Regions from separate parts of the Homo sapiens genome. Here all the other regions are linked to region 1. Evidence: read pairs that join two places in POLR2A ChIA-PET (ENCODE). Cell type or tissue: A673. All regions are shown on one strand. Region 1 overlaps DIAPH3 (diaphanous related formin 3). Region 2 overlaps DIAPH3 (diaphanous related formin 3). Region 3 overlaps LOC107984625 (a long non-coding RNA gene).

What was found. Peaks named below come from ENCODE experiments on the same cell type or tissue, not always from the same donor. Only the 100,000 strongest peaks of a DNase experiment are listed, where the experiment ranks them.
Region 2: POLR2A ChIA-PET joins it to region 1 with 21 read pairs; 2 of 35 experiments call an interaction of 5 or more read pairs at or near these places.
Region 3: POLR2A ChIA-PET joins it to region 1 with 14 read pairs; 2 of 35 experiments call an interaction of 5 or more read pairs at or near these places.

Annotation. Positions count from the first base shown.
Region 1 is chr13:59,755,310-59,757,809 of GRCh38, reverse strand. All of the region lies in intron 27 of DIAPH3 (diaphanous related formin 3), which reads left to right. Among named protein-coding and RNA genes, the nearest start is that of DIAPH3-AS1, 260 kb to the left of the region's middle. In A673, no CTCF peak of the experiment used is centred here; DNase peaks (open chromatin) are centred at 1,239, 1,669 and 1,989; H3K27ac peaks cover 1,858 bases.
Region 2 is chr13:60,098,443-60,100,942 of GRCh38, reverse strand. All of the region lies in intron 3 of DIAPH3 (diaphanous related formin 3), which reads left to right. Among named protein-coding and RNA genes, the nearest start is that of DIAPH3-AS2, 45 kb to the left of the region's middle. In A673, no CTCF peak of the experiment used is centred here; DNase peaks (open chromatin) are centred at 722 and 1,102; H3K27ac peaks cover 2,500 bases.
Region 3 is chr13:59,541,255-59,543,754 of GRCh38, reverse strand. All of the region lies in intron 1 of LOC107984625 (a long non-coding RNA gene), which reads left to right. Among named protein-coding and RNA genes, the nearest start is that of DIAPH3-AS1, 470 kb to the left of the region's middle. In A673, no CTCF peak of the experiment used is centred here; DNase peaks (open chromatin) are centred at 154, 664 and 1,234; H3K4me3 peaks cover 791 bases; H3K27ac peaks cover 2,397 bases.

The DNA.
Region 1 (2,500 bases):
CATGTCAAACTGCCACTTGTGTTATGAATATTGTCCTTGTAGCATGTACTCTTTTAACAGTGTTTCAGTGGCTGCATGACATGGCTGTGTAGTAAAGATGACCCATAATAGGCCGGGCGCGGTGGCTCACGCCTGTAATCCCAGCACTTTGGGAGGCCGAGGTGGGCGGATCACGAGGTCAGGAGATCGAGACCAACCTAGCTAACACGGTGAAACCCCATCTCTACTAAAAATACAAAAAATTAGCCGGGCGTGGTGGCGGGCGCCTGTAGTCCCAGCTACTCGGGAGGCTGAGGCAGGAGAATGGCGTGAACCTGGGAGGCGGAGCTTGCAGTGAGCCGAGATTGCGCCATTGCACTCCAGCCTGGGTGACAGAGCAAGACTCCATCTCAAAAAAAAAAAAAAAAAAAAAAAAAAGGATGACCCATAATAACTAGCTTTCCTAGGTAGGGTTTGGCTTTTATGTTTTTCAATTTTTTTTTACCATTATATATAGCACTGTTTCTTCAGGATAATGCAACAGATATGAACAATTTTGAATCTTTTTATACATATTGCCTCACTGGTCTGGGTGGAGTGAAGAGATTATACTAAATTATACTCCTACCAGCAGCCTATGGACATGTCCGTTCATCTAATTCTCAATAACACTGGATGTGTCTCAGAATTTTTACTATCGACAAAATGGTGTCTTATTGTTTTGCATTTTTCTTTAGCTGTGAAATTGCATATATTTTCATCCTTTATTTGTAACTGATAAAATTAAGGGGGCAAAGGAACCAGAAACGGAGTAGGAGGGAGAACCTTCTCAGTATTTCTTAGCAAACTATGTCATCCTTAAGGAAAAATCAGAAACTTCAATATTATTATTTCCTCTTTCTTTTTTCTCTATTAGGATAAATTATTATTACTGTTTGTGATGATTTTTCAATGCTGCCATTGAGTAGGTTTTATTTGTATGTTTTTATCATTACTGATAATAAATACTATTAACTCTGATGTACTGGAGTAATGGGTTGGAAATAGGTGAATGAAAATCAGAGACAGACCTAAATCCCAGTGGCAAGAAATAGCTGGAACCTCAGATGGGTTCACACCTCCTTCCCCAAGGTTTTTGGGTAATGAGGTAGCAGCTTAATGGATCTGTAAAACTAACTGTGACTAACCTTAGTCTACATGATGCCATCCAATGAATTAAGTTCTCTTCCAGGCTATTTTAACAGCAACTTTAGCAGATTTCCCTCCCTCTCTCCCTTCCTCCCTCCCTCCCTCCCTCCCTCCCTGCCTGCCTGACTACCTGCCTGCCTGCCTGCCTTCCTTCCCTCCTTCCTTCCTTCCTTCTTTCCTTCCTTCCTTCCTTCCTTCTTTCCTTCCTTCCTTCCTTCCTTCCTTCCTTCCTTTTTACTAAATTTACCACATGTATCTATTTAAGAAAAGGTATTTCAATAGTGAAGGTATTAGTAGATTATAACTTTTTTAAAGTTTATGTTTATATACCCTACTTATTTCTAGGAAGAATTTGAAATGGCTTACAAAAGGAGACACATAATAATTATGTAATTATAAGAGAAAACAGATGCTATAAGAAAAGAAAGTTGGCTTCTTAGCTTATAGCCTTGGTTCTCAAATTTCAGCATGCACCAGAATTACCTGTGGTCTTGTCAAAATACAGGTTTCTGGGCTCAACCCAGAGTTACTAATTCAGTAGGTTTATGGTAGGCATGAGAATTTGCATTTCTCAATTCCCAAGTGCTACTCATACAAGAACCACACTTTGAGAACCACAAGATCTGGATCACCTTTATCTGTTTTGAGTATTTGGAATCATCATTGATTAATATCATATTTTTTATTAGTCTTTGTGAGCCATATATTTCAGTGTCTGATCATAATAATAGCTATTATTTTTATAAGGCTCATTATATGGCTGTACAGGATATGATTAATTCTATGTCATATCCTGTATATTATCCTCTATATTCATATGTATTCTGAACCTTGGCCACATTAGAAATACCTAGAGAGTTTTTCTAATGGCTCCAATATGGAGCCTTAGCTCCACACATTCTGATTTAATTGGTCTAAGATGGGGTCTGGGCACTGTATTTTTTTGAAACTCTCTTTGTGATTTCAGTGTGCAAAACAAAATTGTAAGCCACTGATAGGTAAAGATAAAAAATAGCCCCTTTTGCCAACAAGTAACAGATTGTTTCATCTGTGGCTTTTTTTCCATCCATGTGCCTAGCCACTCATTCTCTTTTTTTAATCAGTGTGGTATGTTTTTGGTTCTTGAGTATACCATTTTGTTCTTCTCTTAATTGAACTTCATCCTGTTTTTGATGAACCGTTTCTCTAATCTATCAAGGTCATTTTAAATTCTATTTCTTCTAAAGCATTTAACCCCTGCCCAACTAAGTATCATCTGCAAGTTTAATGAGCAGATTTTCAATTTCCTAATTGAGACTGTGCTCATTAAGTTTTAATATTTTATAATTTTATT
Region 2 (2,500 bases), 340 kb before region 1:
GTCTGACCTACTTAACCCTTCCTCTCAGGACCCTTGGATTTGTCTTGATTGTGGTTTCCTTAGTCTCCTTTCCTCCCTCAATTCAGTGTGTATTTACTATAGCCGAATATTCTACAAACCTCTTCTTTTTATTTAGGGGATATAAAAAAACTTCTTTTTTTTTTTAATAATGATGTTCTGTTTTTCTTTTTTTACCCCAAGTTATTTATAAAAAGTTCTATTAAAATATTTCAATTTAGTCTTTTAAAATAACTCTTTATTTTGAAATAATTTTAGACTTATAGAAGAATTGCAAAAATAGTATAGAGAATTCTTGTATACCTTTCACCAAACTACCTCTAATGTTTACATCTTATATAACATTAGTACAATTATTAAAACTAAGAATTGAATACTGAGACGATATTGCTAACTAAACTACAGACTTGCTTCAGATTTTGCCAGCTTTCCCACCCATGTCTTTTTTTTCTTCCAGGATCTAATCCAGGATCACATCTTGCATTTATTTGTCATGTCTCTTCCAGTCAATGACAGTTCCTTATCTTTTATGAGCTTGATACTTTTGAAAAGTTATGGTTAGTTATTTTGTAGGGTGCTCTCAATTTGGGTTTGCCTGACTTTTTTTTTCCTTGTGATTAGATTGAGATCTATTTTGGGATAAATACCACAGAGGTGATCAGCCTTCTCATTATATCATAGCTGGAGGTTTGAAATATCAATATGTCCTATTATTTGTGGTGTTAGCCTGGACAACTTTGTTAAGGTGGCATCTGCCAGCTTCTTCCCTTGTAAAGTTAGTATTTCCCCTCTATAATTAAGGAGAAAAAGGATATCTGCACAGTCTTAAAGTATCTCCTCAATTTATTTTGCTTTTTAGGTTATAATCTAATACTATCATTTTATTTTTCAAATTGTTCTAGTTTTGGCCACTTAACAGCTCTTTCAGTTTGGCTCATGTCCTTTTGACTTTCCTTCCTTCCTTCCTTCCTTCCTTCCTTCCTTCCTTCCTTCCTTCCTTCCTTCCTTCCTTCCTTCTCTTACTTTCTGGTACCACATTAATTTGGTCTTTTTAATTCTAGTCTTTTTGGATGACATAGCTGTGTTCCCACGTATTGAATGAAAAAAAAAGCTTTCCAAGTATTGTACTTCTGAAATCTGTTCCTAGTGCTAGTCAGATCAGCACAGTGATTCTGTTTAGATATAGATTTTAATTAGAAAGTAATTGGCCAAAGGGAAACTATTTTTTTTGCTGTTGCAACTCGGTTTCCCCTGGCAAGCCGAGAGTGGTCCCCAACATATAGTGGTTCGATTTAACGATTTTTCGACTTTACAGTGGTGAAAGCAACATGCATTCGGTAGAGACTGTACTTTGAATTTTGATCTTTTTCCTGGGCTAGCTATATGCAGTTTGACACTCTCTTGTGACGTGGGGCAGCAACTGAGAGCTGCAGCTCCCCTGTCAGCCATGCAATCATTAGGCTGAACAACTGACTGTACTGTGTCCCCAGCATTTTTTGGATATTGTGCTTTGTGTTTTCGCATCCCACCATGTCTACAAAATGTGCATCTGTGTATTCAAAATGTTATTATAAAATAGCATTTGTGTTAGATTATTTTGTCCAACTGTAGGCCAATGTAAGTGTTCTGAGGATGTTTAAGGGAGGCTAGGCTGAGCTGTGACATGCAGTAGGTTAGGTGTATTAAATGCATTTCTGCATTTCAATTTTTAATGGCTTTTTTGGGACATAACCCCATTGTAAGTTGAGCATCTGTATATTAAGGAGTACTATGAATGAGATAATTCATAATGTATATTACTAACATATTAATAGAACTTTTTAATAGAACTTTAACATCAAAAACAATAATATGCTCTTCAGAGAGATTAAAATTTTGAATAGGTGACTTGGCAAATGATGTTTTTGAGTGTGATATATTCAGCCCAATAGCCAGTTGATAAGATTTTTCCATTTAAAGGGTAGAGATTTATTTCATATATCCATGGAAATTTTAACCTCATTCAGATTACTCACTGAGCCTTATGTATTTATGTTTACTTTGTATTTCCTGTTCAGTATTTTACCTATAATAGATATTTAATGAGATACGTACATATATCAGCATACTGATATATTGAGGTAAACAGCCATTTTAGAGCCGTTTTACAATCTGTGTCTGCAGTGTCATTTTGTACCTATGTAGTGTGGTAGCACAGTAAAGCAGCATGTTTTACTGACCTGTGTTTGAATGGAAGGAGGAGTTAATACACAATAGTTTATATTGCCTTTTTTTTTAAGGTCAGCTATATGTGTTTCTATATTTATTCTGTTCAATTTATTCTGTTCAATTTGTTTCTATATTTATTCTTTCAATTTGAAAGAAGTCTTATTTTAATATCAAGTAAATTATTTTCAGATGGTATAGTAGGTACTTTTAGTACCCCCTCCCAGCTCCTTTTTACCAGGCTGGTGCACCCATGCCCCAGGTGATGAGTGTTGGC
Region 3 (2,500 bases), 210 kb after region 1:
TCTTCCTTTTTCTTTCTCTTCCTTCCTTCCTTCTGCCCTCCCTCCCTCCCTCCCTTCCTTCCTTCCTTCCTTCCTTCCTTGCTTCCTACCTACCTTCCTTCCTTGCTTGCTTGCTTGTCTTTAACAGGAAATACCCCATTCATTTTCTTTTATATCCCCTTAGGCTTGAGCCAGTTGAAAAAAACTTCCTTAATAGTGCTCAAATGAAAAAAAAGGAAAAGTGATGAGAAAATTAATATAATGAAATAATCAATGCAAATGACATACCATTGTCCAGAAAAACCCTCAATCAACTCTCTTAGAATTACTGAATCTGAGGGGTAATTGTGCCGTAATCTCTAATTGTAAGATCAAGGCATGCTGTCAGAAGTACTGCCAATATTAAATAGATATTTTATGTTACTCTTTTTAAGGTGGAATTTCTAAGAAATCGAAAACCATTTATCAAAAACATAAATCATTCACACTAAGTATTAACTAAAAATCCTTAATTTTGGTAAAACTAAAATTTGTATTCATCCTCAAATAACACCCATCAATGCTTTATTTTTCTAGAGTCTACAAGTGCAGAAAAAGTTTGAATAATTTTTTAAAATAATAACTTTAAATTTATCTGTATCAGGTGAGTTACTGAAGTGTGTTAACATAGCTAAAGAATCAGAGGTTTGGGGGGAGGAGGAGAAGAAACTTATGTATAATATTTGTTTTATGAAAATACATAACAATGTATCTACTGTTTAAATTCTATGTTGTTTTGGGGAAACAATTTAATGTGCATACATAGTAGCAGTTTACGATTTATAAATGTTTTCTCATTTATTACTCATTTTACAATACATCTTATATTTATAATGATTTTTTAACCTCCCTAGACCTTATAAAATGATGTGATTGGCTTAAGCAATCATTAAGGTTCTTTCCAGCTTTGATTCCATTATGTTTTCAAACTGTGACTCTGCCTAATCACAAGTACAGCTCAGTAAATCCCCTTTCCTCTGTGTGTTTCTGTGTTTGTCTCCATCACTTTGGTGTTCTCCCAGTAGATACATTGAAGGGCATGTTGATTAAATTAGTCAAATTAACTCTTTGCCTGACTCCATCCTCATTAGGCTAATGAGCAGACTTAGGAGTAAATCTGTGTGTCTCAGTTGTCTTAGGTCAGAAGTACTGTCACTGGGAGCACCAGTGAAAAGTTGTAATTGTGACATTCTTTAGGAGTTTTTAGCTGGCAGCTCATTTTACATCCTTTCTCAAGAGGGAACATGTGGCTTTGCTGAATGGAAGTTATAATGTGTTGGGCAATCTCATTTTCTCTGCTGGATCATTGTTAAAGAGGGTGTAATTTTGTTTCCTCCCCTGGAAAGAGTTTCTTGGGTAGGCATGTGTGAGAGATGTTGAACAAGTATTAATCAAAGGGTGAGGGGGGAAAATCCTATTATCACCATAAGGTGCTGTGAAGTAATAGATTTTAATGATGAAGTAGCCATGTGAGTAGCTACACTACAGATTTGTTTATGATTAAGTGTGTGCTTGTGTGTAGGGGATGAGAGAAGGTGACCTGAAGATAGATTTGGGGGAAGGACAGACAAGGAAGAGAGAGAAAAAAACAACTGGTTTCAAAGGTTGAGTGTCCTCTGATTCTAAAAGGCATACTTCCCCTGTTCAAATTACACATCAGAGCACTCATTTGACTAAGTGACAAGTCATATACATATTAAAACATAGGTCTAAAATTTTTACACTGGCCAAATGATTTTTAGTGCTTGGATATATTTGTAAAACATAAAACACTGACGGTTGATAGCAAAGTAGCCAGCATATGGTAGGTGCCAGATACATGTTTTTGAATAGACAGAAGGACACTGTGAACGGTAGTTGTGTTTAGATATTACAGCTGGCTGAGTCCCCCAGTGGGAGCTGGTGATAGCCTACACAATACCTTCCTTTGGCTCATCAAATAGTGTGAATGAAGATACGGTAATACTTCCAGGGATTATGGTCCATTTATGATGGAAACTATTTGTTTTCTAGAAGGAAAAAAAAATTTGCTGTCTCTATGAGATTGGGTTAGGTAGAAGTTTCTCTCTTTGGGGCTCTCAGGGGTACAACTGTGTTGCTACATGAGCCCTACATGGGCTAAAATGTGAATATAGTCAGACACTGCATAATGACGTTTTGGTCAATGACAGGCCACATATATAGTGATGGTCCCATAAGATAACTGTATTTTATTGTATGTTTTTTATATTTAGATATCTTTAGATATGCAAATACCATTGTGTACAATTGCCTACGGTATTCAGTACAGTACATGCTGTACAGGTTTGTAGCCTAGGAACAATAGGCTATGCCATATAGCCTAGGTATATAGTAGGCCATATCGTTTAGGCTTGTGTAAGTACACTCTGTAATGTTCACACAATGACAAAATCACCTAATGATTCATTTCTCAGAACCTACACCCCTAGTCAAGTGATGTATGACTGTATATACAACCAGC